Regions from separate parts of the Mus musculus genome. Here region 2 is linked to region 1. A link is a loop called in an ENCODE intact Hi-C map of the cell type or tissue named here. Cell type or tissue: gastrocnemius. All regions are shown on one strand. Each heading gives the region's core, and the rest is flanking DNA. Links, peaks and the distances in the headings are about the cores only. Region 1 has its middle 4.4 kb from the start of Abcg3. Region 2 has its middle 29 kb from the start of Gbp6.

Evidence for each region. Peaks named below come from ENCODE experiments on the same cell type or tissue, not always from the same donor. Only the 100,000 strongest peaks of a DNase experiment are listed, where the experiment ranks them.
Region 2: a loop joins it to region 1, with 9 times the contacts of the local background. A loop is called at or near these places in 22 of 42 quality-filtered maps.

What each region holds. Positions count from the first base shown.
Region 1 is chr5:104,982,982-104,991,321 of GRCm38, reverse strand. It overlaps the pseudogene Gm5870. Among named protein-coding and RNA genes, the nearest start is that of Abcg3, 4.4 kb to the right of the region's middle. In gastrocnemius, for the core only: a CTCF peak has its summit at 4,404 (motif pointing left); DNase peaks (open chromatin) are centred at 1,696, 2,014 and 4,414; H3K27ac peaks cover 1,630 bases.
Region 2 is chr5:105,319,028-105,327,367 of GRCm38, reverse strand. It overlaps the pseudogene Gbp11. Among named protein-coding and RNA genes, the nearest start is that of Gbp6, 29 kb to the right of the region's middle. In gastrocnemius, for the core only: a CTCF peak has its summit at 4,634 (motif pointing right); no DNase peak of the experiment used is centred there.

The DNA of each region.
Region 1 (8,340 bases), core at 224-8,223:
GAGTTAGAATCTTTTTGCATTTTCTATTTTCTTTGATTGTTTTGCCAATGTTCTCTATGGAATCTTCTGCACCTGAGATTCTCTCTTTCATCTTTTGTATTCTGTTGCTGATGCTCTTATCTATGGTTCCAGATTTCTTTCCTAGGGTTTCTATCTCCAGTGTTGCCTCACTTTGGGTTTTCTTTATTTTGTCTACTTCCCTTTTTAGGTCTTGGATGGTTTTATTCAATTCCATCACCTGTTTGGTTGTGTTTTCCTGCAATTCTTTAAGGGATTTTTGTGCTTCCTCTTTAAGATCTTCTACCTGTTTAGCAGTGTTCTCCTGTATTTCTTTGAGTGAGTTATTAAAGTCCTTCTTGATGTCCTCTACCATGAGATATCATGAGATATGCTTTTAGATCCAGGTCTAGCTTTTCAGGTGTGTTGGGGTGCCCTGGACTGGGCGAGGTGGGAGTGCTGGGTTCTGGTGATGGTGGTGGTCTTGGTTTCTTTAGTAAGATTCTTACATTTACCTTTCGCCATCGGGTAATCTCTGGAGTTGGTTGATTTAGTTGTCTCTGGTTAGAGTTTGTTCCTCAGGTGATTCTGTTAGCCTCTATCAGCAGACCTGGGAGACTAGATCTCTCCTCTGAGTTTCAGTGGTCAGAGCACTCTCTGCAGGCAAGCTCTCCTCTTACATGGAAGGTGCACAGATATCTGGTGTTAGGACCTCCCTCCTGGCCGAAGATGAAGGCCCAAAACAGGACCTGTCCCCGAAGCTGAGTTGCTTTGTTCTGTCCCAGAAGCTGTTAGTTTCTGTATTCCACACTCTCACCTGTGCAGAATTCTCTCGGCGGAGTCCTGGAACCAAGATATCTGCCGCCAATGCTCAGGCAAAGCACTCCTGGGCCGGGTGGACACCTATCCTCTGGCCGGGAAAGTGGCTGGATGTCTGGGGCCCGAAAAGGGGGCTAGAGCTTAGAAGCTCTGTGGCTCTCGCCTGTCCCAGAAGCTGTTAGCTTCTGTATTCCACACTCTCACCTGTGCAGAATACCCTGAGACATTTTCTTAACTGGGCTAACTGCAGTAGGAAGACCAACCCTGAATGTGGACAAGGCCGTTTCCTGGACCAGAGTCTGGCCTGAGTGAAAACCAGGGTAGGCTTGGCACACATGCATCTACTGCTGCTCTCCTCTTCAACTGCAGACATAACGGGACCAGAAATGGGCATGTGCTGTAGAGTCCCCACAATGCATTAGCTGACGTGAAATTCATTGGCATAGATTCATTTGAGGAGTGCGTCCCCTGGCTGGCCTGGAACTTGCTGTATAGTCCAGAGCTGTCCTCAGGTTCACTGCCTTCTCTGCCTCCAAAGAGCAGGTGGGATGTGATTCTAGAACTTTTAAACACATGTACCTTATGCCCCTGTTATTGACCTACAAACAGTTTTAGACATCCTGAATGTGTCTACCTTCAAGAGAAAACCAAAAAAAGTAAGAAAAAAAGAAAAGAAAAAGAGAATCTCAGGCTGGGGACATAATTCACCTAGCAGGTACAAGGTTCTACCCACCACCCATGCCACCAGAAAAGAATAAGAACAACAATGAAATAGAGATAAAGAAATAAAGACAAAATCCCAAAGAACTTTGCAGGGTTGAGCAGCAAACTAACACAGAGGACCTGACAAAGATCTGTGCCATGTTGGAAGGCAGCCAGGATTCCTTTCCACCTGGGGAGAGGATCTGTTTGCAAAACTGGATTTGAGGTTTTGTCGTCCACAATAGGGAGAACGGTACAGCAAATGAAAATCTAAGGACTAAATAAACATGGTGGGGTTGGGGCAGAGAGAGAGGGGGACATAGAGAGAGACAGAGAGAGTGAGAGAGAGAGAGAGAGAGAGAGAGAGAGAGAGAGAGAGAGAGAATAAGGTAGCTGAACAAAGAGCAAGAACGGGAAAGCTTCCCGACTACCCTCTTCCTGCCTCCTGTGCCCACCGTTCTTAGGCATCAGCATGCCGGGTCCAAAGCCCAGTGGCACCAACGTGGGTTCCTCTGGCCACTCTCCCAGCAAAGCGGTGGCCACAAGGGCTGCAGGATCCACTGTCTGGCAGAGAAAAAATGCCAGCTGTGGGACCCGGAGCGCAGGCCGCACCACCTCTGCAGGGACTGGGGGGATGTGGCGATTCTACACGGAAGATTCCTCAGGGCTCAAAGTGGGCCTTGTCCCAGTGCTGGTGATGAGTCTTCTGTTCATCGCTTCTGTATTTATGCTGAACATTTGGGGCAAGTACACGTGATCTTAGATTGGGCTACATCCATCTGTCATCTGAAGAAGAAGAAGGAAAAAACCCAACATATCTTGGACCAAAAGTGTAGTGATTTTCTGTTCACGTATATTATTCTACAGAGAATAAGAATTGACTTTGAGAAATCAGTTTTTTCTATGGCTAATAAACTTTGGAATTGCTTTAAAAAATAAAAAAAATTAAAAATGGGAAAGCTTGAGAGGGTTCTAGAATGAAAGAGGGGAAGGGGAGGGGAAGAGAGAGAGCACAAGAGCTTGAAAGAGAGAGCCAGAGAACAAGCAAGAGTCAGAGGGCAAGAGAGCATACCAAACTGAGAGCACAGGAGTGAGAAAATGAGAGAGAGTGAGAGAGGAGAGAGCTAGAGAGAGTTTAGGTGCAGAGAGCATTGTCCATGGGCTGTAAAATGCCAGGCAATTAAGAGGACCACACAAGATTTGTCTTTTAAATGTGCTTGCTTTATCCACACAAACACTCCACATTCTATCCTGCTGTTTGGGTAGAAATGCTGCTGCAGTTTCAGTCTTTCCTGGTGAGCAGAAGCTTGAAGGAGGATGGCCCTGAGGTCCTTTGTAAAAGTAGCTTTTATTCTGCTGATATAGTTGTTGTCTCCAAGGCTTGCTGCCTCTGCCTGCTAACCTCGGCCTACTCCTGGAACTTCTGGACTTGGTACATTCTAATCCAGGCCTAGAGTGTTTTCAGCCTCTAAGACTTACTGCTGAATAAGCTCACCCTTTCCTGTTCTTTCTGAGCTCTGACTGGCTGCTCAACTCAGCTGTTCTGGCTCAAACTCCTCTCCAAGCTGAGTGATTCAATCTGGCTTCTCTCTCAGCCTCTGACTTTTTGCTCTTCTTGGCCTCAAACTAAAGGTTGAAACACAAAGCAGGGCGGGGGGAGCTGCAGAGTGAACCATTGTGTTTTCACAGGAAGGATTAAACAAGGGAGTGCCCCTTGGAGACTGGGCCATGTCCAGGCACCTAGCTTCAGGGTCCTTAATTTATTCTCCTAGACATTTGGTGCAGAACTCAGAGTGATAAAGGGACAAAGGAGCAGGTCAGCAGCATGGAGGTAAACTGGTACCTTAATTCTACTTCAGTGAACTCTCCCCCTATTCATCTGTTGGGTCAGCACGGCCACCCATTTGCAGGCTCAGGTAGAATGCACACAGAGTCCACACCAGGACTGGGAAGAAGTTCATGTCAGCAGGTTCTTGGATTCCACTAAGGTTAGGGGAGTCTCTGGTCTGGAGCAAAGCAGGGATGTGTCCAGTTCTTGTCAGTTGAGTGGCACTGCTGAGACAGGATTGAGGGGAACTGCAGGAGCAAGGCTGCCTCTAACAATTGGTATCTCCAACTTCAACCCTCTTCAGATTGAGAGGATCTTGAACAAACCTGGCTTAAAATATAAGCCTGCAGTTAACCAGATCAAGTGCCACTCATACCTAACTCAGGAGAAGTCGATTGAGTACGGCCATTGCAAAGGCATCATGGTGACTACATACAGTCCCCCTTGGTTCTCCTGATAGGCCCTGGGCCAAGCCTGAAGACCCTTCTCTCCTGGAGGATCCAGGATCAAGGCAATTGCAGCCAAGTGCAATAAAACTGCAGCCCAGATAGTGATCCTGTTCCCCATTCAGAAGAACTTGGTAGTGATCCCCAATTCTGTGACTCCAGAGCATATTGCTGAGAACTTTAAGGTCTTTGGCATTGAGCTGAGCAGCAAGGATATGACCACTCTACTCAGCTACAACAGGAACTGGAGGATGTGTGCCTTGATGAGCTGTGCAAAACCCAAGGATTACCCCTCCATGCAGAAGTCTAAAGCTGCGGCAGACAGATCCCTGCTCCTCCCCAAGTGACAATAATTCCTCTTACAAATCTCAGGTGTCATCTTTCTCTAATTATTTGACAACTAATAAAAACATAATTAATTCTAAATGTTCAATCAAGATCACTTGGGAGCTACACCTCTAGATTACTAGGTTTCCAACGGTAAAGAAAAAAACACAACAGATATTTTCTGTTTGAGAAGTTATTCCTGGGGAGAAATATTTTAAAAACTGTAATTCTGGGAAATTGGGCAGAAGTGAAAGTAGTTACTGTAAGTGAGGAGCATACTGCCTCCTAGTGGTGACTTCTCCTGCTCTGCTTTAGTCATTTCTCTGAGAAGGTTCCTCCTTTAAACAAGCTTGCCAGCTATTTGAGACTGTCTTGGGAAGTATGGCACAGTTTCCCTGATTTCTTTCCCAGATCATTTGCCATTGTGTATGGGAAGGCTACTAATCTTTGTGAATTAATGTTGAGTCCTGTCACTTTGTTGAAGTTGCCAGTCCTGTCTTCACATCATGCACTTCTATCCCCTGTATGTATTATTATTTTTTTTTATACAGGTCTACCTATAAGGATATTACACCGACCCTTATAAATCCGCTGTAAGTTGAAAGTATTGACAGTTTACAAATGCATTTAACATACCTAAGCACTAGACAACTGAAGGCAATAACTTGCAGCACAATGAAATGTGTCACTCAATTGTCTTTCTGATCACGTGACTGACTGGGAGCCACAACTTATTGCAGCCGCTCAACACAGCAAATATCAAAATTCACAGTTCAGAGTGCAGCCTGGTGTGGTGGTACAAGCTTGTAGGAGCTACAGAGTAAGGATTAAGGCGTAAGGACCATGAGTTTGAGAACAACCTGGACTACAGAGCAACTCACTGGTTTTAGTCCATGAAGATCCTGCTCAAACATACAAACAAGCAAGCAAGCAACAACAACAACAAAAACACACTTTTAAAAAGTGAAAGTACAGTTTCTAAAAAGTATACATGGCCATAACATCATCTTGAAATTGAGAAATGGCTGAGTCAACCATCACAAGCCAGGGACTCTCTGTGTGATGGGTTTGCTTCTGTCCTAAGGACACATTTTTCACCAAGTATGAAAGCCAGTAAAATGGTTCTTATTCCTAAAAATTTTTACCGTGGGAGATGGTATATACAATCATGAAATTTATAGAAAATCACTTACCTTTAAGGCCATAAAGAAAGAATCTGCCTCTATACTGCTGGGGTTCAAGGTGTGTACAACCCTTCCCCGCATATGAGAATATTTAATAATAATTTAATAATAAATATTTAATAGTATATTAAATAGAGTATTTAATAGTAATTTAATAAAAAAGGGGAAAAATGAGGAAGATGTACCATAGGTCAGGTATGTTTCTGACATCCATCTATTTCAGCTTACTGTGAGTTAATAAGAATTATAGTTTGACAAATGTTTGTATATAAACATACCTGGATTGGTCTGGAAGATGGATCAGTGATTAAGACCACTGGCTGCTCTTCCTGAGGACCTGGATTTAATTCCCAGTACCAATATGGTGGCTCACAGCTTTCTCTAACTTAAGTTCTAGGGGATTTGACACCTTCTTCTGGGTTCAGTGGGTGCGCGCGCACACACACAGTGTGCACTTACATTCCTGTGGACAAACATCCAAATACATAAAAATAAAAAGAGAGAATGAACCTTTAAACAAAGGGAATGAGGATATGCTGTAAAGACAGGGCTGTCAAGAGGTGGCAAACAATTTTCAGAGCAGTTCACTGAGGGAGGAAGCTTTCCTGAGAGAGATGTGAAGAAAGTGCTGCTTGGGATAAAGGTTTCTTCAGGAAGACGCTAGTGAAAGCTGTAACAGAAAGGATATCTTCTATTACGAGCTAAATCAGTTCTAAGGACTCAAGATTTCCAAATTGGTCCTAAAAACATGGCAGCCCAACCTCTGATCTCTGGCCCACTGTAGTAGGATGTCTCGCTGTGGGGAGAGCTGTTTGTTTTACAATTAGTGACAGGAGATAAGAGAGATGGGGGCTGTGGTTTTATTCCCAGGGTTCAAACTTAAACCATCAAATGACCTCATAAAGATTCACCTCAGAGATCATATGCCTGCAGTGAGAGCTTTGGAAACTTCAGGAATTTAGCATAGAGACTCTGGTTAAACTCTTTCTGATATCCCCTAACTTTGTAAATATTGTTAAAGGAAAATCCACAGACTATAACACACTCATTAGAGATAGTTACTACTTCAGGGAAATATTTTTTATAGGACTTCTTTAAAATTTTTATTTAAGAAGGATTTATTTATGTATTTTATAAATGTGAGTGCCCTGTCAGCATGTACACCTGCAGGCCAGAAGAAGGAATCAGATCTCATTATAGATGGTGTGAGCCATCACGTGGTTGCTGGGACTTGAACTCAGGGGCATCTGGAAGAACAGCCAGTGTTCTTAACCTCTGAGGCATCTCTCCAGCCCCACAAGAACTTCTTTAATTATATCAGAGTTCAAGGGGTTTAAAGAGGATGCAAAGAAACAGCTCAGTGAATCAAGGAGAAAGAGTCTATGTGCCCGAGTGATGCCTGAGAGAACACACACCAGGCTGAAGGAAATGATGAAGACAGGCCCGGTCTTGAGGATGGAACTCCATGAGGAGACAGAAACACTGAGGAGGACTCAAGCTGAGATGGAGAGGGAGAGTCCAGTAACTCAGCTAGAACCCACAGGAAACCTTGACGCATGGAAAATCTCGACTCAGCTGGGCATGGTGGCACAGGCCTTTAATCCCAGCACTCAGGATGCAGAGGCAGGCGGATTTCTGAGTTCGAGGCCAGTCTGGTCTACAAAGTGAGTTCCAGGACAGCCAGGGCTATACAGAGAAACCCTGTCTCGAAAAGCAAAAACAAAAACAAAAAGGAAAGAAAAAAGAAAATCAGAACTCAAAGTTAAAGCAGAGATCTAGAGCAAATAATCAAGGAATATGGAGAAGAAAATAACACGGGAAAGGAACACCCAGGAAATGTGGGACAACATAGACAAAATGAGCCTTTCGATTACAGGCCCAGGTAAGGGAGAAGAAGCCCAAGTCAGAGGAATAGAACAGACTAACAGGATCATAGGCAAAAGCTTCCCTAAGACTAAGAGAAGGCACAAGAAGCACACAGAACACCAAATAGACAAGACCAGAAAAGACATGTTCCAGCATGTGTACACACCTACATCACACACGTACACCACACAGATCCTTAGTACCTCACCGTCACAACCGGCAAACTTCCATTTAGTAGTTATTCCCAGAAAGCGAGAGGATTCACTTAATGATACTGTCTTCCTACCAAACCAGAAAATGTAGGCTTGTAATTGAGTCTCAAAGCTCTCAGCCATGGCTGGAGAGATGGCTCCATGGTATAGAGCACTTGCTGTTCTTTCCTGAGGATCTGGGACATGGGCGGTCACAGCCATTCGTAACTCTAGTTCCCGGGGATCTAGAGATCTCTCTGGCCTCCGCAGGCACCGGGTGTGGAAGTCATACACAGACTTACAAGAGAGATTTTAGTCAGGTTTGAGGTACAACCATCTCCTTCATTTCAGGACAGGTGGCCACATCTAGAAGCTAAAACTGTAGAACCGGGCGGGGTAGGGTGGGGCTGGGAGTCGGGCGCCGACTTAATGTCCCTTCTTAATCCATGCTTGAATGTTAAAAACGTCTTGAGTACTGAAATTTTACTTGGATGACTTCAACATTGGCTTAAGGTTCGTCCAATGCTATACACGCACACGCACACGCACACACACACACAGAGCAGTCTGACCCAAGTAAACAGTCCATACTTAATCACTGTGCCCTCTTCTTGCTCTTTTTCAGATAGAGTTCGATGTTTAGGCCTGGCACACAAACTCCCAACCTCCTGTCCCAGCCTCTCGATTATAGGGATTACAATCGTAAACACTGAATTATTTCTTAATTGGTCTCTTCAGTTATAAAAAGAAGCTATAAATCAAATTATATTAAAAGCATGGGCACTTAACAAAACATATCCTTTGTCGTCCTGACCCATTGTTTGTCCTGTTCTGTGATAAGCATATATTCATCTCCTGTTTATTTTATCCCATTTGTTAAACAAAACAAAACAAAATTCAAAAACAAAAAACAAAAAAAATTCAAAACACACCACAGAAACTGTTACTTTCGCTTTGTCTTTTCCTGGATGCTGGCTTCT
Region 2 (8,340 bases), core at 237-8,236, 340 kb before region 1:
GACGAAAATCAGCAATTCCTGAAGAAGCTGGTGGTAATCTGTTGATGGCATTAAATGTCATGGCACTACCATTCCAAGACTGTAGTGTTGATGAGCCTTCATTGGCCATATGTAACATTTCTTAATCAAAGATATGTCCTTCAGAGCATCAAGAAGAATATAGTTATGGATGATTGCATGTCTACTTCCCAAATTTCCAGTATTTTTAGTCTAGTAATGTCTAACAGATGGAATAATGAGTATATAGTGTCCCAAATCCTTTACCCAGTTAATGTTTGTGGACTGTGATCCTGCCCAGGACATCTATAGTGCATCCTTGAAGCTGCTATATTCTTTTGTTCCTAAGACACTGTTTCTCACTGGAGTCTCTGTAGAGCCTAGTGTTCTTCTATTGCTCCGTGTTATATCATTTTGTCTTTGAAGATAGAATTCCAGGACTGGACAACTACAAGGAACCAGAGATGGTAGCATGTACCCCATGTCTTTATAGGTCTTCAATACCAGGAATGCAAATGCATTTAGTGTGGGCTTCCACAGCTTTTTGAGCACCCAAGTTCAGGTTTTAGCACTTCACATTCCCGTGAGGTCTTATTACCCTGGAATGCTTTCTCATGGGGAATAGGTTGGCTCTTCTATGACGTTTCTTGGAATTATATCCCTTCTGTTCCTTCAATTGTGTCAGATCTCTGTACATTTCCATTGTAGGAATTAATAAGTGAGAAGAATGGGCTTTTCCTGTTGAAGAATGAAGAGGCATCTGATAAATACTGCCAGGAAGAACTGGATCGACTTTCAAAGGATTTGATGGACAATATCTCAACATTTTCTGTTCCTGGGGGACACAGGCTCTACATGGACATGAGGGAGAAGATTGAACATGACTACTAGCAGGTTCCCAGGAAAGGGGTGAAGGTGAGGAGCAGGGAGCATGGGAATTTGGTGAAAGTGAAGTGCAGGTAGCACATCAATGGGATAAAGATTAAAAGCAGGGAGCCCAGGAATGGGGTCAAGGTAAGGAACAGGGAACATTCTGAGGCTGTGAATGGGGTGAAGATGAGCGCGGAACATGGGAACATGGTGAAGATGAGGAGCAGGTAGCACGGGAACTCCCTGCTTAGAGGAATGAGAAAACATGAAGATAGCCTGATACCTTAGCTTTATGTTGGTGTTGGTGACCAAAGCCAGGGCTTTGCTTTGCAAGGCAAGTGCTTTACCTTGACCATGGTAGGTGCAAAATGACTCCTTTTTAGTATGAATTGTTAGAAATATTCTCACAAAGCATTCTGAGTGATAACTCTATATTTCTGTCAGGATGGTCTACCTGTGGAGTAGTGAGTGTAATAATATAGCTAAAATATTACTGTTATTGCCAGTGATACCATTTTAAGTACTTCTTTTAGACCTTTCTTTAGTTTTTTAAATGCACTGAGCAATGCCCCCACTACTGTGCACATTCACACATCTCTACTACAAGGCTTGGGAAGGTAAAGTGATTTGCTTATGAATACACCCAGCAAGAGAGAAGGACTTGGCTTATACGCAATCATGCAGTATTTTACAGCAGAATACAATATCTAAAGGCATCATAGGTTGAAGCATTCACAACTGCACATGACATGGATATGCTACATCTGAGAGGATGCAGGCATCTCTAGTTGAGGTTACTGGAGGGAGCCACAGGTCAGGAAGTATCCAGGGCCACTGAAGAGCTTGGGCCATCTGCTTGCTTCCCTGTGGTATTTGACAATGAGGCACAGTGAGGACTCTGTTGAGTCTCATGGGTCCTCACTCTCTCAGGATTTATCAGGGTTCTTTGCACCCTCTTGGTCCTACAGGCAATTGAAGTCTTCCAGAGCTTTCTTCAGTCACAGGCCATCATTGAGAGTTCCATCCTGCAGGCAGACACAGCCCTCATTGCTGGGCAGAAGGCCATTGCAGGTACAGGAACATGTCTCTTGGCTCTCAGCAGAGGTCAGATTCCTACCATGGCTTTCTGATAGAAGCCATATTAAACCCATGCCAAGAGCATTAGCTTTCTATCTTTCTGTGGATGCCCACCCTGGAAGCCACAGGCAGTCCTGACTGTGTGTCAGTCACATGGGCATGGTCTTCTCCATTATCTTCAGAAACATGCTCCCCAAGTGTGGACCAGAGTTGAGTCTGGTTTCCTATGTTCTTTTTCATATTTGAATTGCTCTTTGGGTTGTGGAATGTTAACATTTTACTTGAACCATCACTTTCATCTCTCCTGAATCTTCTTGGGGCAGAGAAGTGCACCAACAAGGAGGCAGCTGAGAAGGAGCAGGATCTGCTAAGACAGAAGCAGAAGGAGCAGCAGAAGTATATGGAGGCTCAAGAGAAAAGGAACAAGGAAAACCTAGAGCAACTGAGAAGGAAGCTGATGCAGGAGAGAGAGCAGCTCATCAAAGACCATAACATGATGCTGGAGAAGCTAATGAAGGTGGGGCTCCTGATCCTCCTGGTGGTTCTAGTACCCCAGGCTGTAGGAGAAAGTTGTCAGCCAGGTCATGGGAAGAACACAGTCATAATATATTATTGCTAATAGTCTCTCCACATCATGTGTTATGTTTCATGTACACTTTGAATTTTGCTCTTAATGTAGACTCTGGGGACATCAGGTTTTCTGTTGCTCTTTCAGGGTTTTAATGACTACAATGGTTTGGCTTACAGACTTGGGATATTTAAAAATGACCTTATGAGGTTTCACTAAACAAACTTCCCAACCAAGCAATATAATAATGCCAGAAACTGGTCTGTCTTGGTTGTCCAGATCATCAGGCACCTGACTGCACCCCACAACCCCTACCACCCCACTCCAATCTCCCCAGGATGATCTATGCTGCATAAAACTGAAGGAAATGTCCAGTTTAAAGGCACAGTGACCCGATAGTTTCTGCGGGTTCTGAAGTTGTGCCCAGGAAAGACAGCCTCCTTGAAGAAGCACAGGACATTGGAGCAATGCCCATTGTCCAGCTGCAAGTGAAATGGTAATTAGCTTCTTTATCATCCAATGAGTTGCCTTTGTCTGCATGATAAATTTGCCATATACTCTCCATGGGTTGAGCTCTCCTCAGTCAGCCCAGTGGCATTTTTGTGGACATGAGCCTAAGCACATTTGCACAACTTTACTACCATCACAGCTGAAACAAACATGGTAGATGAAAATTAGTCAAGTTTCAACTCTGCTTCCTCACAATGTGTAGGTCTCACTTTGGTGTATCTTCTTCATGGTAAGGGAAAGTTTTTAGAAATGCACTAAGGATCGCTTGCTAAGGTTTTCAAATTGTAAGCCATACAATGTTTGAACTTGACAATAGTTATTTTTCTGTCATGTTCACTGTTTTAGGAACAAAAGGCTCTCCTTGAGGAAGGCTATAAGAAGAAAGCTGAGGAAATGAGAAGAGAGATCTATCGACTGAGACATAACATCAAGGATATGAAACAAAACAGTGATTTCTTTGTGGACAGTGCTGTAAGAGACCTTGCTTTATTTCTTTCCTCTTTACTGATTGAAAAGGCTATAAAAGGCCTTATTTCATTCTTTAGGAGCAAATGAGAGACTGTGATATAGTTTGTGTTATTTGAAGCTGCCTGTTTTCCATTTTCATTCTGCAGAGAAGATTAAACATAAAAAGTGCTGATTAGAGGGCATCTGTGCCCCACACAGAAGACATAGAACAGCTCCTACGTGTCTGCACAGACAATGCTTGCCTTTAGAGAACACATTTTGAAAACATTCCTATGGAAGCTATGCATTTAGTCATTACATGCGATCACTGCTGGCCAATTTAACTGAAAATCGAATAAGCTAGGAGACAAGGTTTTCTGTATTCTTGTGAGGATCATTCAGCCCAGGATAGGTTGTGCAGGATTGTCTCAGGTTAATATGGTAGGGAACCCATTCTGTGGGTGGGCAGCACTGTTCTTGTGGACTGAAGACACAGAGAATGTTGAAAACAAATCGCCCTACCACTTGTAGCTTCCTGACTATGGATGCCATACAACAAGCCAGCCTCGACTTCTCTCAGAATGCATTCTCCAACCTTGACAGAATGTATCATCATGATTCATGGACCACAACAAACCCTTTCTTAAGTTGGTTTTGTGAGGGTATTTCATCATAACAATAGGAAAAGTCATTGATATTATAACTGTGATAACCTGGAAACTACTTAAACATCCCTGAGTTAGATTGGCAACAAATTTTTATATGGCTTGATCTTGTAGTACTATATAGTGAAGAAACAAATATCAGTCAACCTATCTGTATAATGATCTAAATTGAGCTAAAATATATCTTAAAAATAAAGTGAAAACACCATACAACTGTGCAATCATTATTAGAAATGCTACTATCATGCCAACATGCAAGAACACAAGTAAAATGCCCTCTGGAAGATTAATAAAAAGCCTAATCTACTGGCTTCATCTTGGGAAAATAAGTTGGAGTCAAATGTTGAACGGATATATGCATTCCATGACATTCTCAGTCTTATACATTTCATGAAGAGTGCTGGGAAAGCAAATTCACAATTTAGGATAGTGACAATAAGTTAAAACCCACCAGTGCAGGATGAAATCTCTGCTTCTAGAAATGGCATAAGCCACTAGAGGGAACCCAAGACCAAGACTTGAGTACCAGGAAACAACATTTATAGATTAATGATGTTTTCTTTGAGGCTTTGCTTTTTTAAAAATAATTTAAATAATGCATTTTATGTAAACCAATATATCAAAATATTATTTCCACAGGCGGTCAATACAATTTATGCATGCTGTTTTTATATCATATTTATTTATTTGTAAAGTAGCAGGGAAACTGTATTAAAAGAGAAATGATTGTATAGAGTATAAGAGAGTCCATGGGGCACATGGGAGGTGGACAGCTCAGAGATGGCTCAGTGGTCAAGAATGCACAATGCTCATCCAGGGTAGCTCGGTTCCTGGGGCAGGTAACAACTACCTGTGAATGCAACTCCAAGGGATCTGACTTCCTTTTCTCAAACCCAAGGACCCCTGGTGCTTCCATCACATATCCCAAGGTTATATGTATACATACTTATAAAGAAGATTAAAAGGAATACACTGTTAACATTGATAATGGGCCGTATGAATAAAGAGACCCAAGAACCCCTATTAGTGCATTAATGAATATAATATATTTAGAGTATACCCACCCCCAGCTCCTCTAAGTCACCCTCAAATTCCCCTCCCATCTGCATGTCTCCCCCTCCCCTACCTCTTCCTCTTTCTTCTTACTGTGACTAAATTAATCCTGGCCTCATGTCCCTGGGCATTAGACACCATCTACCAGACCATGGACAATTGATCATGACCAATACCCCCATAGAAAACACACTCTCCCTCTCCTAGTGACCAGATATCAACTGCTAGTAGTTCCTCAGCTAGGGGTAGGGTCTCATGAGCTCACTGCCTCTCCACAGTGGATGTTGACTGGCTTGATCGTGTGTAAATTGTGCCAACAACCATAGCTACTGTCATAGCCCCGTCATATCCAGAAAATATTGTTTTAGAACAATATGATCTGTTTTTAAAAGTACTTACATTTATTATTTCAAAATTAAAGTATAGACATTCCTATGATTTCTAGAATCTTGGAGAAGCTTACTTTCTCTCTCTTCATGTCTTATAAGATGTCATGTTCAAAAAAATGAACTGTGTAAAGGAGACATCTTGGTGCTGTTTTATTGGGAGCCATTTTGTTTGCTTCAGTAAAAGCCTGCCTGCCAGGCACAGTCAAGGCAGGTCAGGGTCTACTGGCAGATTTCTTGGCTTGCTGACTCATGGAACAATAAGAGGAAATACACATGGGGTTAAAGGCAAGGGGATGAACATTCTATGAATCTTGGAGTAAGGAACAGGAAAGCCTCTGGATGGGAAGAGATATCCTGTTTGTACATCACCCATTGTTTCTGCTACCTTGCGACTTTGTTTCCCACAGCACTGAGAGATATAAGAAGGCTAATAAAATAAAGTCGAGGCTGATGTGGTATTCACCTTCAGGCTTCCCAATTCTAATTCTTGTCTCTGAGTCTTCTTTCTGACTTTCCTATAATCATCCTCACTCCCCATTCAGAGGCTGCTTGACTTTGGGTTGAGGGGACAGGCACAGCCATTAATTTTGGTAGTGACTTTGTCGAGGTGGCCAGAAACATGTCCTGTCAAAAGTAGATCTGTGATGGGGAAGGAGAGTTGCAGACACAGGAACATTCAGGAAAAGAAAAAATAAAACTTCAAAAAAACATTGACCAAGTATAATGTCAGATGTGGTCCTCACTAACACAAAATTAAACATCAGGCCTTGTTAATATTTTAGATTTTAGTCTGGTGCCTCAAAATGGTTTTGAAAGAGTGAAACTGCAAGAGCTGAAACAGTGTGCTAGGTTCGTCAGAAGGTATCAGCTTCTGGGACAGGCAGGAGCCACAGAGCTTCTGAGGCAGCGCCCTTTTCAGGCTCCAGACATCTGGCCACCTTCCCGGCCAGAGTATAGGTGTCCACCCAGCCCTGGAGGGCTTTGCCTCAGCATTGGCAGAAGACATCTTGGTTCCAAGACTCTGCCGAAAGTAGTCTGCACAGGTGAGAGTGTGGACTACAGAAGCTATCCGCTTCTGTGACAGGCCAAAGCAACACAGCTTCTGGGATAGGTCCTGTTTTGAGCCTTCATCTTCGGCCAGGAGGGAGGTCCGAACGCCAGATATCTGTGCACCTTCCCTGTAAGAGGAGAGCTTGCCTGCAGAGAGTGCTCTGACTACTGAAACTCAGAGGAGAGAGCTAGTCGCCCACGTCTGCTGATAGAGACTAACAGAATCAAGAGAGGAACAATCTCTAACCAGAGACAACTACAACAACTGACTCCAGAGATTACCAGATGGCAAAAGGTAAACGTAAGAATTTTATTAACGGAAACCAAGACCACTCACCATCATCAGAACCCAGCACTCCCACTTCGCCCAGTCCAGGGCACCCAACACACCCGAAAAGCTAGACCCGGATTTAAAAGCATATCTCATGATGATGGTAGAGGACATCAAGAAGTTTAATAATTCACTTAAAGAAATACAGGAGAACACTGCTAAATAGGTAGAAGACATTAAAGAGGAAGCACAAAAATCCCTTAAAGAATTGCAGGAAAACACAACCAAACAGGTGATGGAATTGAATAAAACCATCCAAGACCTAAAAAGGGAAGTAGACACAATAAAGAAAACCCAAAGTGAGGCAAAGCTGGAGATAGAAACCCTAGGAAAGAAATCTGGAACCAATAGATGTGAGCATCAGCAACAGAATACAAGAGATGGAAGAGAGAATCTCAGGTGGAGAAGATTCCATAGGGAACATCAGCACAACAATCAAAGAAAATGGAAAATGCAAAAAGATCCTAATTCAAAACATCCAGGAAATCCAGGACACAATGAGAAGACCAAACCTACAGATAATAGAAGTAGATGAGAATGAAGATTTTCAACTCAAAGGACCAGCAAACATCTTCAACAAAAGTATAGAAGAAAACTTCCCAAACCTAAAGAAAGAGATGCCCATGAACATAAAGAAGCCTACAGAACTCCAAATAGACTGGACCAGAAAAGAAATTCCTCCCAACACATAATAATCAGAATAACAAATGCACTAAATAAAGAGAGAATACTAAAAGCAGTAAGGGAAAAAGGTTAAGTAACATATAAAGGCAAGCCTATCAGAATTACACCAGATTTTTCACCAGAGACTATGAAAGCCAGAAGAGCCTGAACAGATGTTATACAGACACTAGGAGAACACAAATTTCAGCCCAGGCTACTATACCCAGCCAAAGTCTCAATTACCATAGACGGAGAAACCAAAGTATTCCACGACAAAGCCAAATTCACACATTATCTTTCCACAAATCCAGCCCTTCAAAGGATAATAACAGAAAAAAACCAATACAAGGACGGAAATCACATCCTAGAAAAAGCAAGAAGGTAATCCCTCAACAAACCTAAAAGAAGACAGCCACAAGAACAGAATGCCAACTTTAACAACAAAAATAATAGGAAGCAACAGTACTTTTCCTTAATATCTCTTAATATCTGTGGACTCAACTCCCTAATAAAAAGACATAGACTAAGAGATTGGCTATACAAACAGGACCCAACATTTTGCTCCTTACAGGAAACTCATCTCAGAGAAAAAGATAGACACTACTTCAGAATGAAAGGCTGGAAAATAATTTTCCAAGCAAATGGTATGAAGAAACAAGCTGGAGTAGCCATTCTAATATCGAATAAAATTGACTTCCAACCCAAAGTCATCAAAAAAGA